Linked DNA regions of Homo sapiens: region 2 is linked to region 1. Evidence: read pairs that join two places in POLR2A ChIA-PET (ENCODE). Cell type or tissue: Caco-2. All regions are shown on one strand. Each heading gives the region's core, and the rest is flanking DNA. Links, peaks and the distances in the headings are about the cores only.

Evidence for each region. ChIA-PET counts read pairs that join two places held together with the same protein. Peaks named below come from ENCODE experiments on the same cell type or tissue, not always from the same donor. Only the 100,000 strongest peaks of a DNase experiment are listed, where the experiment ranks them.
Region 2: POLR2A ChIA-PET joins it to region 1 with 5 read pairs; 2 of 35 experiments call an interaction of 5 or more read pairs at or near these places.

What each region holds. Positions count from the first base shown.
Region 1 is chr15:63,350,995-63,359,328 of GRCh38, forward strand. All of the region lies in intron 2 of CA12 (carbonic anhydrase 12), which reads right to left. Among named protein-coding and RNA genes, the nearest start is that of CA12, 27 kb to the right of the region's middle. In Caco-2, for the core only: no CTCF peak of the experiment used is centred there; a DNase peak (open chromatin) is centred at 4,007.
Region 2 is chr15:63,446,250-63,454,583 of GRCh38, forward strand. No RefSeq gene overlaps it. Among named protein-coding and RNA genes, the nearest start is that of USP3, 54 kb to the right of the region's middle. In Caco-2, for the core only: no CTCF peak of the experiment used is centred there; DNase peaks (open chromatin) are centred at 3,682 and 4,132.

The DNA of each region.
Region 1 (8,334 bases), core at 23-8,022:
ATTAATACCTTAAGATTACCGAATCCAATTAGAATTCAAATTTTTCCAAATAGGTCATAAATTTTTAACAGTTTGTAAATTTCAGGGTTCACATACAGTCCATATATTTTTTGCAATATTGCAATTAGAGGATGTGTTATGGCCTAGATTACAGCTTGATGGTGGAATGCCTCATCAGAGAACACCTGGGCCCCGCTCCTCCAAGGCTCAACATCTCAGAGCCAGCTTGGTCTATCCTTTGCCCTTAGTGGGTCATGGACTCCCATGCTTCCATGGGTTAGGCCCTCGCCATGTCACACTGCAAAGGCTTCCCACAGGCAACCAGCCCCAGCCTTCCTTGTTACACTGCCAGGCTGGCTCTCCTGCAGTAACCAGATCAATCTTGTCATAGCCTGGCTTGGGTGGCACCACCCCACCACCCATCCGTACACTCCCTTTCTCCCTAGCATGCCCTGCCCCACCCCAACAAGACAAAGCACAGCCTAGCTGTTTTTCATGGCCTTGAAGTGCCCCAACCTGTCAAAGTCTTCAAAGGCCCCCACATCCCGCCCCAGCCTGCCCCATGCTTCAGCCAGCTCCCTGAGCCTAAGAACAGGCTATGCCAACCCACCTTCACAAATGCCGTTATGAAAAAATCTGCTCAAATGCCCTCTTCTTTCCTCTGCACCTTTCCAAATTTCGTCCACTCTTCAAAGTCCAGCTCAGGTCCTGCCAAAGCTACCCCAGTGCTTTCTAGTCCCTGACTTGAACTTCTCGGCCAGCCTACTCGGGTTGTGCACACTAGCAAGCAGTGATGATTGTTAGCCTGCCTCACCTGTGACTGTTAGAGCCAGACTAGTACAGAAACTTATTACAGACTAGAGCTCAGAATATGAGTTTCAAAGACCTTTGGAAGACCAGAACTTTATGTCATATCCCTACTTATGTCTGAACACATCCTTGAATGGATGTGGAGGGTTTTTTTAAGCTCATTTCAGAAATTTAGCCATAAAGGGATGAGAGAAGGGTGTATGCGTGGTGGTTATGGTAAGGTGAGGGTAATGTGAAAGATTTTGTTTTTTGTTTCTGTTTTTGTTTTTGAGACTGAGTCTTGCTCTGTCACCAAGGCTGGAGTGCAGTGGTGCAATCTCAGCTCACTGCAACCTCCGCCTCCCAGGTTCAAGCAATTCTTCTGCCTCAGCCTCCCAAGTAGCTGGGATTACAGGTGCGTGCCTCCACGCCCAGCTAATTTTTTATATTTTTAGTCGACATGGGGTTTCGCCATGTTGGCCAGGCTGGTCTCAGACTCCTGACCTAAAGCGATCCACCTGCCTTGGCCTCCCAAAGTGCTGGGAATACAGGCGCGAGCCACCGCACCCAGCCTGTGTTTTTGTTTTTTATGAAGAGGCTTGAGCAAACTGCTATGCAGACGGCAAAAGAGACCAGAGAAGGAAGGTTGGAGACAGAAGAAAGAGGGGCTCACTGATGAAAGGTAGCCATGAGAAGACAGTGGGGGGATCCAGGCACCAGAGTCAACATTAATTCTGCCCCATGACACTTCTTGGAGGTCATACTCTGAGGTGGACCCCCCTGTGTCTGTGTCAGTGCTCACTGCAGGCAGCTTCCTGGAGAACCTGCCTGGGCCCAAGCTCCAGGGTACATCTCTTTGGGCCGGCTACCAACACGCAGTCAGATCAAAACTTGCCCCAAAGGATACCACTGTAGTGGCAAAGTTTACACATTCTAGATGATGACACGCCCTTTTTCAACAAATAGGCACAATTTCAGGACAATGATAGCTTTTGGTTAGTCCCTCAAAGTTTGTTTTGTAAGGAGGTCTGACCATAATGAAAGGCATGTGTATCTATATGAAAATGATCAAAAATTATGTACCAAATTTGAATACACATTTAATAAGATGGATTGTATTTGCAATAAAAAACGAGTACTCAAATGTTGAATGAAGGAGAAAAATCTCTAAATGCTCTCCTTCTTGGAGTGCAATTTAATTTTGGAGTTAATGCATTCATTTCTTCAACAAATGTGTCTAGTATGTGTCAGGCACTGTACTAGGTGCTGAAGATGCAATGGAGAACAAAACAGCTCTAGTCTCTGACCTTGCGGCACTCACAGACCAGTGTAAGAGACTGATAATAAATAACAAGTAAACCAATGCACAAGGAAATAATTGCAATCTGCAATGAGCGCTGCAAAGGAATTAAACGAGGGCTGCAACAGAAAAATGGAGGGATCCCTGTCAAGCAGATGATGCAGGCAGGCTTCCCAGAGGAGGCGCCGTTAAAGCTGAGATTTAAAGGACAAGTAGAACCAACCATGAGTGAAACGTGAGGAATGGCGTTCACTAGAGAGGGCCCAGCAAGCTCAGAGGCCCCGCTGCAGTGGAGAGGCTGGTATATTCTAGGGATGTGTGATGCATTGACTCAGAAAGAGTCTGGGATCCATCCGGCCTCCCTTTGCCAGGTCTGGGTCCTGCCCTGTGCCAAGGCTGAGCTAGGATCATTTGACACCTGCTTGTGTACATTCCTCCATCTGTTAGAAAGGTCTTCCTGTTGGGAGGCTAGTACCTGCCTCTCTCTGGGGGTCATCCAACAGTCCCGCTCTTGTGGCTAGAGCCACAGAGAACACAGCTAAGCCACAGGACTCAGAGGGGACCGCAGACTTCATGTCCCCTCTAAATCCATCTGGAAACCAGACATCCTCAGGATGGTGTCTGCATGTAAAAGCCATTTTTTTAAAGAGATGGGGTCTTGCTATATTGCCCAGGCTGGTCTCAGACTCCTGGGCTGAAATGATCCTCCTGCCTCAGCCTCCCAAAGTGCTGGGATTATAGATGTGAGCCACTGCACCCAGCCTAGAAGCTACATTTTAAAAACATGTTTAAAATATATTTATAGGTCCTGCAGTTCACTTCTGAAGCTGATTAAAATATCTATGTCTTCTCATAAAAACCCAGTGGGTTCAGCCAGTCAGTAGTGTGGTTCCCACAGCATCACCTTGGTAAGAGGTTGACCCACCGCACAGAAGGCCACAACCTGCTGAATTCTACCTGTTTTCCTGCTGGGTAGGCGGAGAGGCACAGTCATAAACCCCAATGTCCTGCCCAGAAGGAAAGGAGGTGACCAAGGACATGGGTTAATAATTGATGGATGAGGTCTTATGATGTTATTATGTACAAACAGAGGGCGAGGAATCAAACTAGCGTTAGAGTTTTCCTTTGTCAGTATCACCACTGAATCAGAGGTGGTCCCGGGACAGTGAGGGAGGGCTAGAAGGGGAGGGTTACTTGTTATGAATAAAGCTCAAAGCTGGACTTGCCATAGCAGGCCAACTCTTTTTCTTGGATTTTACATTATAGATCAATAAAAATAAACACATTTTCTAAAGATGCTTTAATCCATACTTTGCATCAAACTTTTGTCTAATTTTTGTTTGGGTCAGCTGGAGACGGAGGGTTGAGACTTGGGCTTGGTAAATCCCCCCAAATCTCCCCTTGGGGAGGCAGGAGGATCAGTTGAGCCCAGGAGTTTGAGACAAGCCTGGGCAACATAGCAAGACCCCATCTCTAAACAACAAAAAAAGTGGCTTCTACATGCAGACACCATCCTGAGGATGTCTGATTTCCAGATGGATTTAGAGGGGACATGAAGGCTGCTGTTCCCTCTGAGTCTTGTGGCTTAGCTGTGTTCTCTGTGGCTCTAGTCACAGGGGCAGGACTGATGGATGTATTAACACAGAGAGAGATGGGAATCATTTCCCATCCAGCCATGGTGGTGGGGGCCAGGAGTGCAGGCTGGAGGCCAGAAGAGGTGAACCATAAGGCTGGGGCTGCCAGCTCAGCCCTCCACCCACCCTCAGGAAGTCCTTCTCCTCCACCCCGCCAATAATCCCCGTCTAATATTGCTGGGTGGGGGATGAGGCGGGGACAAAAAGGCTCCGCAGTCATTTACACACTGGTGTCAAGGCCTGCATCAGGTTCCTTCTGGAGATGAGGTTTATTACAGGGAGGCGGGTGGGGTTTCCAGGCTGCCAAAGGTAAAGGGTGACGATCTGTTTGCTTTTGCTTCTCCATTTCTAACCTCCTCTTAGGTTCTCATGACCTGTGACCTTAGAGTATGTTCATCGTGGAGAGGCTCTGCCCACCTCTCTCTGGACTTTTCTGTGTCTGCTCCCACCCCTCCTTTTCGTTCCAGCAGCGCTGAGCTGCTTGCATCCTGCAGACACACCAAGCTGCTTCACATCTCCCTGAAACACCCTCCCCTCGCTGGGGCAGGGCAAAGGGTTTCCCCCTCTTCTGTGCTCCTATACAGCCTTTGCATTTCTCTTCCTTGCAGCAGCCACACTGATCAAAGCAATATTGTCTGCCTTTCCACCCCAGTAGTCCAGTGGTTCTCAAAGCGTGGCTCCAGACAAGCATTATCATCACCGCCTAGGAACTCATTCAAAATGCAGAGTCTCGGGCCCCACCCCAGGCCTACCGAACCGGACACTCTGGGGGTGGCGCCCAGCATCTGCCGTTGGACAAGGCTGCCAGGCGATGCTGCTGCGGGCTGAGGCTGAGAAGCGCTGCACTAGACTGTCAGCTCGCTTTCTGCATGCGTGTACACCTGGCTCCTGCTGCAGAGCCTGGCACACTGAAGTGTTCAACAAACAGCTCTTGAACTAAGCAACAAACAACAGCAAACCACTAAGTTAAACAAACTGCTGACATGCTAACAACCTAACCCCTATCATGAAAACTAGCCAGGCCTGAGCCCCCCATCAGTGCTCACCACATGTTATCCTCCTTCATCTTCCTTGGCCCATTCATGTGAGGAATCGTGCTAGATGTGAAAGTGTTAAGTCCACAGCCCTGTAGCCACCGCCCTCGCAAGACATCCTGCTCTGTCTTTCTTAAACATAATATTCAAATAGGGGGCTCCAGGCTCAGGCAACGACTGGTAACCATCTCTGAACAGAAAGGACTACAGATACCGTCTTTTTCATGCACTGTTATATGCATAACATTTACATGATTAAATATGGTGTTTGAAGTAATTTTTATTCAGTGTTGACCATCAGAAACATGGTCATGTTTCTAACCATGTTTTCATGGCTTAATCTCTTTTTAAAAATTGTCGGCCGGGCACGGTGGCTCACGCCTGTAATCCCAGCACTTTGGGAGGCCAAGGAGGGCAGATCACCTGAGGCCAGGAGTTGGAGACCAGCCTGGCCAACATGGTGAAACCCCGTCTGTACTAAAAATACAAAAAATAGCTGGGCATGGTGGCATACGCCTGTAGTCCCAGCTACTCGGGAGGCTGAGGCAGGAGAATCGCTTAAATCCAGGAGATGGAGGTTGCCGTAAGCTGAGACTGCGCCACTGCACTCCGGCCTGGGTGACAGAGCATCTCAAATAAAAAATTAAAAATTGTAGTAAAATATACATAACAGAGCTTTTTCATTATCTCAAACATTTATTGTTGGTGGGAACATCAAATAGTTTGGCGGTGCCTTAAAACGTTAAGATAGAATTACCATATAATACCAGCAATTCTTTTTTTTTTTTGAGACAGAGTCTCTCGCTCTGTTGCCCAAGCTGGAATGCAGTAGCGTGATCTCGCTCACTGCAACCTCTGCCTCCTGGGTTCAAGCGATTCTCGTGCCTCAGCCTCTCACGTAGCTGGGATTACAGATGCACATCACCACACCCAGCTAATTTTTGTATTTTTAATAGAAATGGGGTTTCACCAGTCTCGATCTCCTGACTTCAAGTGATCCACCCACCTTGGCCTCCCAAAGTGCTGGGATTACAGGTGTGAGCCAACACGCCTGGCCTGATCCAGTAATTCTAATCCTAGATATAGATCCCAAAGTATTAAAAGCAGGGATTCAAAGAGATACCTGTACACCTGTGTTCATAGCAGCATTATTTATATTAGTCAAAAGGTGGAAATAAGTCAATTGTCCATCAACAGATGCATGGATAAACAAAATGTGGCACAGACATACAATGGAATATTGTTTAGCCGTAAAAAGGCTGATCTCATTTTAATGTACCATTTCTTTTCCAAGAATCTAACCCACCAGATGCTTGAGAGGAGCTGGGATAGGTCTTTTTATTTTCACGGCACCCTTTATGGAACCAAACGTATGGCAGATGCTCAATGAATACTCACTGGTTGAGAAAAACTCTGTAGTTTACTTGGCCTAGACTTGAATAGTGGTTGCCAGAACTTGAGTGCACAATCAGAATCTCCTAGAGGGCTTGTTCCCACACAGACTGCTGGGCCACACCCTCAGAGTTTCTGATTCAGTACTTCACGGACGGAGCCCTAGCATCTGCATTTCTAACACATTCCCAGGTGATGCTGCTGCTGCTGGGTCCAGGAACCACATTTGGAGAATCCCCAGCCCAGAGCCATATTTCTCAACCATGGCTACATAGTGGAATCTCCAAGAGCTCCTGATTTTGCTCCCAGCCCCAGTCCCTGAGATCAGGATTAATTGGTCTTGGTGTTGAGGTGGGAGGTGCTTTAAAAAACTGCTCACATGATTCTCATGGGCAGCCAAAGTAGGGAAGAGCTGCTGTGAAACCCTCATCACACTGAAGGCCTTGTGGTTCTTGTGAGCAGAGTCAGGGCCTTTTTCTCTCTGGTCTCAGGGTGAAGTTGCTTTCTTTCTTTCTTTTTTTTTTAAATTAATTTTTTGTTGTGGTAAAATACATAGAGCATAAAACTACCATTAGTAAAATTTAGTATATTCACGATGTTGTGCAACCATTACCCCTACTTAGATCCAGAACATTTCAATATTCCAAAGGAAACCTCATACCTGTGAAGCAGTCACCTCCCACTCTCCCTGCTCTCAGCACCGGGCAACCACTAATCTGCTCTCTGCCTCCATGGATTTGCCTCTTCCGGATAGTTCATATAAACAGAATCATACAATATGTGGTCAATTGCAGGTGGCTTCTTTCATCTGGCATAATGTTTCCAAGGTTCATCCATGTTGTAGCATTCCTTCCTATGCAATAAAAAGGGCCTTCATGCCTTTTTATGATGGCATAATATCCCATTCTATGGATATATCACAATTTGGTTATTCATTCATAGGACTGCATTTTATTGTAGTTTAAATATTTGACTCTAGTTAAATTGCTATGGATTCTCTTGTGTAAAATAGTTATTGACCGAAATAAAATGTTGGTGTTTCTCCTGTTTGAGTTTTAGAAAATAAGCTGTGCAGAGTGCTGCAAGGCAGCTGGAAGGAAAGGAAGATGGAGAAAATACAGCCTGGTTTCCAGAAAATGAGGGCCTGGGGTCAACAAGGCTATTATTTGTGACAAGCTCTTGAGTGAAAAGAGAAAACTTCAAATGATCATGATCATAAAGCCATATTCCACACAGGGTGATGTAGCAATGTTCCCCGGCACTCACGGGAAACCAGTGGGAGAGCGAATACTGTGGGCAGAGGCTGCTTTTGTGACAGGCTCCTTTCCTGGCAGAGAGAGACTTGAAAATGTCACAGGTGCTTTTCATCACTGGTACAGCTGTCTCCCCTGGCTGACAAAAAAATGCTCCCTCTCCCCATCCGCCTTCCCAGCACTCATCTTTGTGAAGAGTGTGAAGCGGTAGGTGAGAAGCCATGACTTGATTTGGCATTTAGACAGCAGGCCGGGGGAAATCGGGGTATCTAATTTGAATGTGACCTTGAACTAACTCTGAGCTGTGGACATCCAATGTTTACTTCCTCAGGCGAGTACCCCTTTTTGCCCCTGACCTGATTACTCTTGTCTCCTCGGCCGAGCATCTTCAAAGAACTGTGTGCATACCCGCATCTGTGTCTTTACTTCCCATTCAGACCTCCCTGCTCTTCCACGCCCATGTCCCACTGAGTCCACACAGACTCTTCGGCCCTCGCACTTCATGCAGCCCTTGACCCTGGTGGCACTAACCCCCCACTCCTGATTTCTGAACCCTCTGTTTCTGGGGACACTGCTTTGTTGAATTGTCCTCCCGTTTCCCTGCCCTTTCTCAGATCTCTGTGGCCACTTGCCCCTCAATGTCAGCTGTCACGGTGGTTTTGTTGTTGGCCCCTTCTCCTTCTTACAGACACACTCCCCTGGGGTGAAGCTGTCCCCTCCCATGGCTTCAACACCAGCTCTGCCCCTGCCCAGTTTTCCTCTGAGCTCCAGACCACCTGCCTGCTGGCTACCCCCTTTGGATAATCCATGGGATCCTAAAACCAGATGTGGCTGGAAGGGGACTCAGGCTAGCAAATCATTTTTAAAAATAACCAAACTCACCATCTTTTCCTCCCCCTTCCTCCCTCCAAAGCTCCCCCCAACCCTCTATG
Region 2 (8,334 bases), core at 189-8,188, 95 kb after region 1:
CATTGTGTGAAAGTCAGAGATGAATCTTGATGGCCCGTGTTTTGTTCTAGATGTACCCACGTGAGACCTTCCCAGAAAAGGCTGGGGACATTCCCATGATGCCAGAGTGAAAGAAATGTCTTTCTTTGATGCCATTTATGTAATTATCGTCATGTCTGTGGTGGTGGTCGTTGTGGACGTAAGAGGAAACCATTCTGGGTGGGGAGGCCTTTTGCAGGTACCACCTAGCAGCTCGATTGTTTCAGGTGGAGACAAGACTTGCTCATTAATCCTCATGCTTCTGAGGAGGCCTCACCACCAGAGGAGGTGGTGGGGCTGATAATGTGGGCCTCATGAAACAGTGTAGCTTCATGCTGAGAGTGGAGTCCATCAGCTCTATGTTTCCGATCTTGGTCTTGCCATCTACTAGCTGTGTAACTTTGGGCAACTATTTCACCTTTCTGAGCCTTTATCACTGGAAAATAAGTGGGGATAGTATCCACCTTGCAGAATGTAGGGCAGTTTAGATACCACAATGTCCATCAAGCACTTGGCACATAATAAATGATAATGGCACAGTAGCTGAAAAAGCACTACAACCTCCAGGTGTTCTGCCACTTAGGCGATTTGAATCACCTGCACTATTTATTGCAGCATCTACCTAGCAAACCTCATGCCAGGTGAAACTAGCCATTTACCTGGGAAAGGAAAGCTCCCCAAAAAGCAAAGGCAACTGCTCATGGAAGGAGAGAGGGATCCTCAGAGCCAAGACTTCAGGGTCTAGTTCCTGCTTTTCCTGCCACCCTTTTGACAAAGCAGGACTCTGCTCCCCATCTTTGGGGGCAGAAGCACTAAATTACAGCCTTCCCCAAAACATCCTAGCAAGAACATAATATAGATGCAAAGCTTCATTGTAATTCCTAAACCCAAATTATTCAAATGCGGGCTAGAGAACAGCCCAGCATAGGAGGACCTGGCTGGAGGGTGCCCACGTGGTCTCCTGGAAGCCTCTGGCTGACAATTCTAACCCCAGGCTAAATGCATAATGTGCTTATTATACATTTAAGTATATTGCTGATGTTTTGAACAGACAGCTTCAACAACATTTCGGTATGTAGCTATCATTAAGGAGAGTTTTTAAAAATAAGATCCTTTGTACTTGGGGGGGTGGGGTGGTAAGGGAGAAAGGGTATCAACATGATGCTGTAATCTGATCTTTTTAGCTTTCAAATGATGTCACTTAATGACTTGGACCTAAATACACTCAGGAAGCTTAGGCAGCCCCAGTGCGCAGCTGCCTGTGTTGGAGAGGATCTGAAAGTCCTGCCTATCCTGGAGTGCCTTCTTCACCACTTTGCACCAGGCCTAGGGTTGCCCCCATTAGTTACTCTTTTGGGTCATGGTCCCAAAGGGAGAGAAGAGAAGGGACAGCAGAAGTTAGCTTTGTTAGCTCACTTGACATTGGAATCACCTGAGAGCTTTAACAAATACTGATGGCTGGCCTCACCCCCTGGAGAGTCTGATAATTTGTCCCAGGTGCAGCCTGGGCATTGGAATTTTTTTTAAAGTTCCCAGATAACTCCAATGTGCATCCAAGGTTGAGAATCATTGCCCCTGTGCCCTCTCACCCCAACACTCAACCCTCACCTCTCCGTCTTCTTCTACTGCAGCCCTGGTCAGTCCAGCAAGCCCTGGGGCTGAGCAAACACAAATAACTCCACTGCGAGATAGGGATCGTGATCTCCATTTTGCAGATGAAGAAACTAAGACCCCAGAGAGTCTGTTACACAACTTTGCCCAAGGTCACACAAGTAATTAATAGCAGACTAGATCTCTCTGGCTTCAAACTGGTTCCCAGTTCATCGGGCTGCCTTGATAACTTGGGAGCATTAACTCATTAAGCTGTTAATACATCAGAGGATTTCATTTATGGTAATAATGGCCCCTTACATTTTTATGGAGCTGTTAGGGTTCACAAAGCACTTTCATATACTTTGACTTTTTTTAAGCATTATTCCTCCATTTTATTATTTTTAAAATTTATTTTAGGTTCTGGGATACATGTGCAGAACGTGCAGATTTCTTACATAAGTAAACATGTGCCATGGTGGTTTGCTGCACCTATCAACCCATCACCTAGGTATTAAGCCCCACATGCATTAGCCGTTTGTCCTGATGCTCTCCCTTCCCCCGCCCTCTTCCCCCACATATTCTTCCGTTTTAAAAATGAGGAAACTGGAGCCCAGAAACATTGTCTTCCTCATGGTCACAAGATAGAGGAACCAGAATTTGAGCTCAAATCTTCTTACTCCTCATTTCAAAGAAAGAAGTACAATGAGAAACTGGGAGCCTGGTGGGTGTAAATTTTTTGGATGTAGGGAAGATTGAAAAGTTTCAGAGCAGGGCAAGATCTCAGGTTCTCCAAAGGTGGGAACTGAAGAGACATCAACACCCAGGAGGTGCAGAGAGAGAGAGACTGTGGTCCAATGTTAACAACTGGTGAATCTCATCGAAGGGTATACAGGTGCTTGTTGTATGGTCTTTGCAACTTTTCTGTATGTTTTCAAATTTTTTAAATAAAAGGAAAAGTACGAGTAGTTTTAGAAATACCCAAATAGGGCCAGGTGTGGTGGCTCACGCCTGTAATCCCAGCACTTTGGGAGGCTGAGGTGGGTGGATCACAAGGTCAAGAGATGGAGACCATCCTGGCTAACACAGCGAAACCCCGTCTCTACTAAAAATACAAAAAAGCCAGGCGTGGTGGCACGGGCCTGTAGTCCCAGCTATTCGGGAGGCTGAGGCAAGAGAATCGCTTGAACCGGGGAGGCGGAAGTTGCAGTGAGCCAAGATTGCGCCACTACATTCCAGCCTGGGTGACACAGCGAGACTCCATCTCAAAAAAAAAAAAACAAAAAAAACCCCAAAAAAACCCAACAAATAATATTCAAGGTGAGCTGTGAAGAACCAGAGAAAATACTTTTTTTTTCTGAAACTTGGCTGTTGTTTCTAAAAGCACAAAAGTTACTGAATTGTTTGCCTATGTTACTGCAGAAGTGGGAAAATATTGTGTCAAGTAAGCACTGTACATGTCAGGAGTCACTGGGTGAGGTTTAAGTTAATCTTTTAATTGAAAATGCAAATAAAAATAGTAATTTGTGTTGACCTCGGCAATATTCTTCTATAAACATAGATTTATTCAGACTTTACAATTACTTAGTACCCTTTATAATTTAATAGAAATGAAAAAGTATATATAGCAGACTACTATATTAAAATAGCTGCACAAAGAATGTATCTCCTCTTAATTGTTCTATAAAATCCCATGGAAATTTTTGTTCTGGAATGTTGCACACCCTATAATTTTAAAAACAAGCGTTAGAAATGTAAAATGTTTAAACATACAGGCCATTGTAATACCCTTTATCATAAAGAGATAATATGCAAAAAAGTTGAAACAACACACATTTTGTTATGTTACTCTCCTACCTAAAGACTCTGAGTGCCCCTTTAAGTCAACACAAGGCCATGCCCCTTACTTGGGCAGTCATAACCCTCACAAGTGTCTGCAACCCACTTTCCAGAAGCCTCTCCCTCCTCTGCCCCCAGGCACTCTACCAGCCAGCCAGGCCAGGATTCCTGACTCTTCCCTGTCCTTCCTGCCAGGATCTTTGCAAATACTCTTCCCTGGCTGGAAGGCCCCTCCCCTCTCTGAGCAAGTGCCTGGCTTCTCCAAGTCACTGTCCAACCTCAGCCACGCACCACCCCCCACCCAAGCAGAGGTGGCCCTGCCCCTGTCCTGTTGGCAAACGTCCTTGGTGTAGCACTCGCCTCCTTGTATTTTAAGGACATGATAGTGGGATTTTCCTCATTTCCAGAATTTCCCAAGAGCCAACAGCTGGAAACCTTTAACATTTTTAGAGCACCTCCAGCTGCGGGGTCAGCTACCCCTGTATAAACTTTCTGAAAGGCACAGCGCCATTTCTGCAGCGCCAGTACCTCATTTCTCCCCCAAAACCCCACCACTCCACCTCCAATCTCTGCAAGATGCATTGGGATGAGGTTGATGATTAACTTTGTAGAGAGTACAGCTGATATAAAGTGAGACCATTCTTTGCTATCTCCTCCGATGGGTGGGGGGAGGGCAGGGTGACTGGATTGATCCCTGCTGTGCCAAACCCCTATCGACTCCACTGGGGAATGGCACCAGGCTCAAAAGGCCGAAGAAGAGACCCAGAGGCAGTGAAAGACACGTGGGTTTTTTTGTTTGTGTGTCTGTTTTTGAGACAGAGTCTCGCTCTGTCACCCAGGCTGGAGTGCAGTGGCGCAATCTCGGCTCACTACAAGCTCCACCTCCCGGGTTCACGCCATTCTCCTGCCTCAGCCTCCCGAGTAGCTGGGACTACAGGCGCCCGCCACCACGCCCGGCTAATTTTTTGTATTTTTAGTAGAGACGGGGTTTCATTGTGTTAGCCAAGATGGTCTCGATCTCCTGACCTCGTGATCCGCCCGCCTCAGCCTCCCAAAGTATTGTGATTACAGGCGTGAGGCACCGTGCCCGGCCCCACATGGGGTTTTATTAAGGGCTTACATACAGGGGAAAGAGTCCAGTGGTGGCAGGCTGGACAGGAGAACCGCAACTGTTTGCAAAAGGCATGTAGTTTACATAGCATTTTCACTTAGTACCCTCCCCCTAACAACCTCCACCTGGCAACCTTCATTTAAGCCAGAACGAAGGGCCTCAAATTCCTGTACGCCTTCCACAGGAAGGGCCAGGGGCTCAGATGTTGCTCCTAAATAAGGAATGACTCGGGTTGGCCACTCCTGGATTCCTTAGCTCGGAACTGCATTCAGGTGCGTCTGCCATACAGTGTCATTCTCAGGTTATGCATCGCCGTCAGGTGCGTCCACCATACAGTCCCATATGTTAAAGCCAACAATGTGCGCACCAAGATAATTGCCCCAAGACAATCTTTCATAGAGCCACAGAGATTTCTGCCCTGACCAGAGCTGCGGGCATTAGAATGAGATAGAAGGGGCCAAGGCCACCACTCGAGTCCCATTCTTGAAAGGTACTATTGGGGCTTCAGACCTGGGAACACCCTTCCCCTTCATCTCTTCATTTCTGCCTTTCTCCCCTTTTTTTTTTTTTTTTTTTTTTTTTTGAGACAGTCTTGCTCTGTCACCCAGGCCGGAGTGCAGTGGCGTGGTCTCGGCTCACTGCAAGCTCCGCCTCCCGGGTTCACACCATTCTCATCCCTCAGCCTCCCGAGTAGCTGGGACTACAGGCGCCCACTACCACGCCCGGCTAATTTTTTGTTTTTTTAGTAGAGACGGGGTTTCACCGTATTAGCCAGGATGGTCTTGATCTCTTGACCTTGTGATCCACCCGCCTCGGCCTCCCAAAGTATTGGGATTACAAGCGAGAGCCACTGCGCCCGGCCTCTCCCTTCCTCTTTTCCTTTCTTTCTACCTTCCACAAATAGTACCAGGAACTATGCTAAGTAATTTAAAAAAAGAAATATTAAGTGCATACATGTCTCCTACTTGCTCCCAGTCTGCAGGGAAACAGTTATAATTTGTCTTACAATCCAAGCGCTATAATGTGGGAGAGAAAAAGCCCCAGAGGCACAGAGCCAACTCTTCCCAAGCAGTGATATTAGGGTAGGGTTGCCAGATAAAGCACATTTTGCTGAAATTGGAATTTTTATTTTAAAAGATCTCAAATACAAATTTGAATATAGCACAGAACATGTTTGTACTACAATAATTGCTCAATGCTTACCTAAAATTCAAATTTAACTGGGCATCTTGTATCTTGTTGTTGTGGTTGTTGTTAAATCTGGCAACTCTATGAGTAGAGGGATATAGAATAATTGAACTGAATGAAATTCAGTTGCTTTGACCAGTTAGGAAAGCTGCCAGGGCTGGGCGGGATGGGGAGTGAAGTGGAATAGAAGGATGGAATCGGGTTGTTGACGTGAGCTTACATAGGAAGAAATGCAATTTAATTTGATTGGGTGGAATAATATGTAGAGTGGGCCAGCAGATTTAGGAGATGGGTGCTGGACCCCTCTCCTGCTACCGGTCAACATTTATTTTATTTTGTCGTTGCTGTTGTTTTTAGACAGTCTCACTGCGTTGCCCAGGCTGTAGTGCAGTGGTGCAATCTCGGCTCACTGCAGGCTTGACTTCCTGGACTCAAGTGATTCTGCCACCTCGGCCTCCCAAGTATCTAGGACCATGGGCGCCACCATGCACAACTAAGTTTTGTACTTTTTGTAGAGACAGGGTTTGCCATGTTGCCCAGTCTGGTCCCAAACTCCTGGCCTCAAGAAATCCTCCTGTCTCGGCCTCCTAAAGTGCTGGGATTACAGGCATGAGTCACTGCGCCCGGCCTAGTCAACTCCTGCATCCTCTTAGAACAGTCACCAGGGTGAGGAAAGTGAGGTGTTGAGGCTGGGAAATATAAAGAGACACTCATGCTCAGGCCATGCCATTGTGCTCTCTTCCCAGCCCTGCAACCCTTCAACAACCCACAGCCCCATTTCATAGATCAGGAAACTGAGGCTTAGAAAGGCTTAGCAGTGTGTCCGGAGTCACTAAATTAGTTAGCAGTGGAGTCAGGATGCAGGCCCAGAAGGCCTGTGCCTGTAACTCCCTCCCTGTATAGCCTTGCTAATAGCAAGTGGTGAAGCCAAGAGATGAACCATCTCCTTTCCAGCCCATGCTTCACACACGTGACCTCATTTGTGAGGAGTGGAATTTATACATTTCAATTCAGAGTGAGCATAATCTCTGTGTGTGGGACAGAGTGGATAGAAGTAACCCGCCTGTAGAGCAGGGTAGGAGGTGGGGTCTATTGAAATTCTTGACCATGGTTCAGCAGTTTGCCACCCTGGCTATATGCTAGAATGCCTGGGAAGCTTTTCAAAATCCCAGATTTCTGGGGGTGGGGCACAGACTTCATTTTTAAACCTCCCCAGGTTGAAACCTACAATGCTGAAAGTCATACTCTTAGACTTATGAATATCCAACTTATTGAGTTAGCAGAGAGAAACTCCAACTCTGAAGAGAGTTTGTTTTCCCTCCACTCCCCCTGCAAAGGCCTGAGAGTTTTCTGGAGCCTGCATCAGCTAGGCTGTGGTGTACCATCTGACAGGAAGGCTGGAGACCTGCAGCCTTCCTGCTTTCCTGTAAACAGCAGGGGAAAGAAGATAGCAAGATGGGTGTTTGGATCCCAAACATGCTTGTTTTAGTGTAGGCAAGACTGTGACATTTTAAAATTCTGAATTGTGGGGTGGGGGCCAAGGAGAGGAAGGGAAGAAATATTACTAGCTCTATTATCTTGCATATCTGAGGATACCCTTTGCTAGGGGTCCTCTCTCTTGCCTATTTTTTTTTTTTAGAGATGGGGTCTCACTACGTTGCCCAGGCTGGTGTCAAACTCCTAGCCTCAAGGATCCTCCTGCCTTAGCCTCTCAAAACATTGGGATTACAGGCATGATCCACCACGCCCAGTCTCTCTTGCCTCTATCCCCAAAGTTGCCTTATTTATATACCCACGACTAGGGTAAGATCTGAAGTTGCACAGAATCCTGTGACATGTCATGATAAGGGGGGTGGGCCCAGGTCTCAGGTACAGGGAGGTGTGGTCTTCCATGCGCCCCAGCTCAGCCAGGGACAATCTAAGTGGCCTTAATAGATCACTTAACCTACCTGAACCTCAATGTTTGTCATCTACAAAATGGAGATAATCACTCATACTCTGCCTACCTCCCAGACCTGTTCTAAGTGGAATAAAGGAGATTTTAGATGCAAGTTATACTTGGAAAATGTTGACACTTCATACAAGTATACATGTTGCTATTAATTTTTGTGGTTCAAATTAGAATTTCATGTTAACTCTGTACCCTCAGAGAAGGCTGCAGAAATTTCTGTGAATATCTAAAAGGAAATAAATTTTTTTTTTTTTTGAGACAGAGTCTCCCCCTTGTTGCCCAGGCTGGAGTGCAATGGCGCGATCTCAGCTCACTACAACCTCTGCCTCCCAGGTTCAAGCGATTTTCCTGCCTTAGTCTCTGGAGTAGCTGGGATTACAGGCATGCACTATCACACCCGGCTAGTTTTTGTATTTTTAGTAGAGACAGGGTTTCTCCATGTTGGTCAGGCTGGTCTTGAACTCCTGACCTCAGGTGATCCACCTGCTTGGCCTCCCAAAGTGCTGGGATTACAGGCGTGAGCCACTGCGCCCAGCCTCTAAAAGGAATCTTTAAAAAAAATTTTGACACTATTTTGGACTATATTTTTGTGAAGTATTTTAGTTATAAAACCCAGTTAATTTTGCTACTCAAGGAA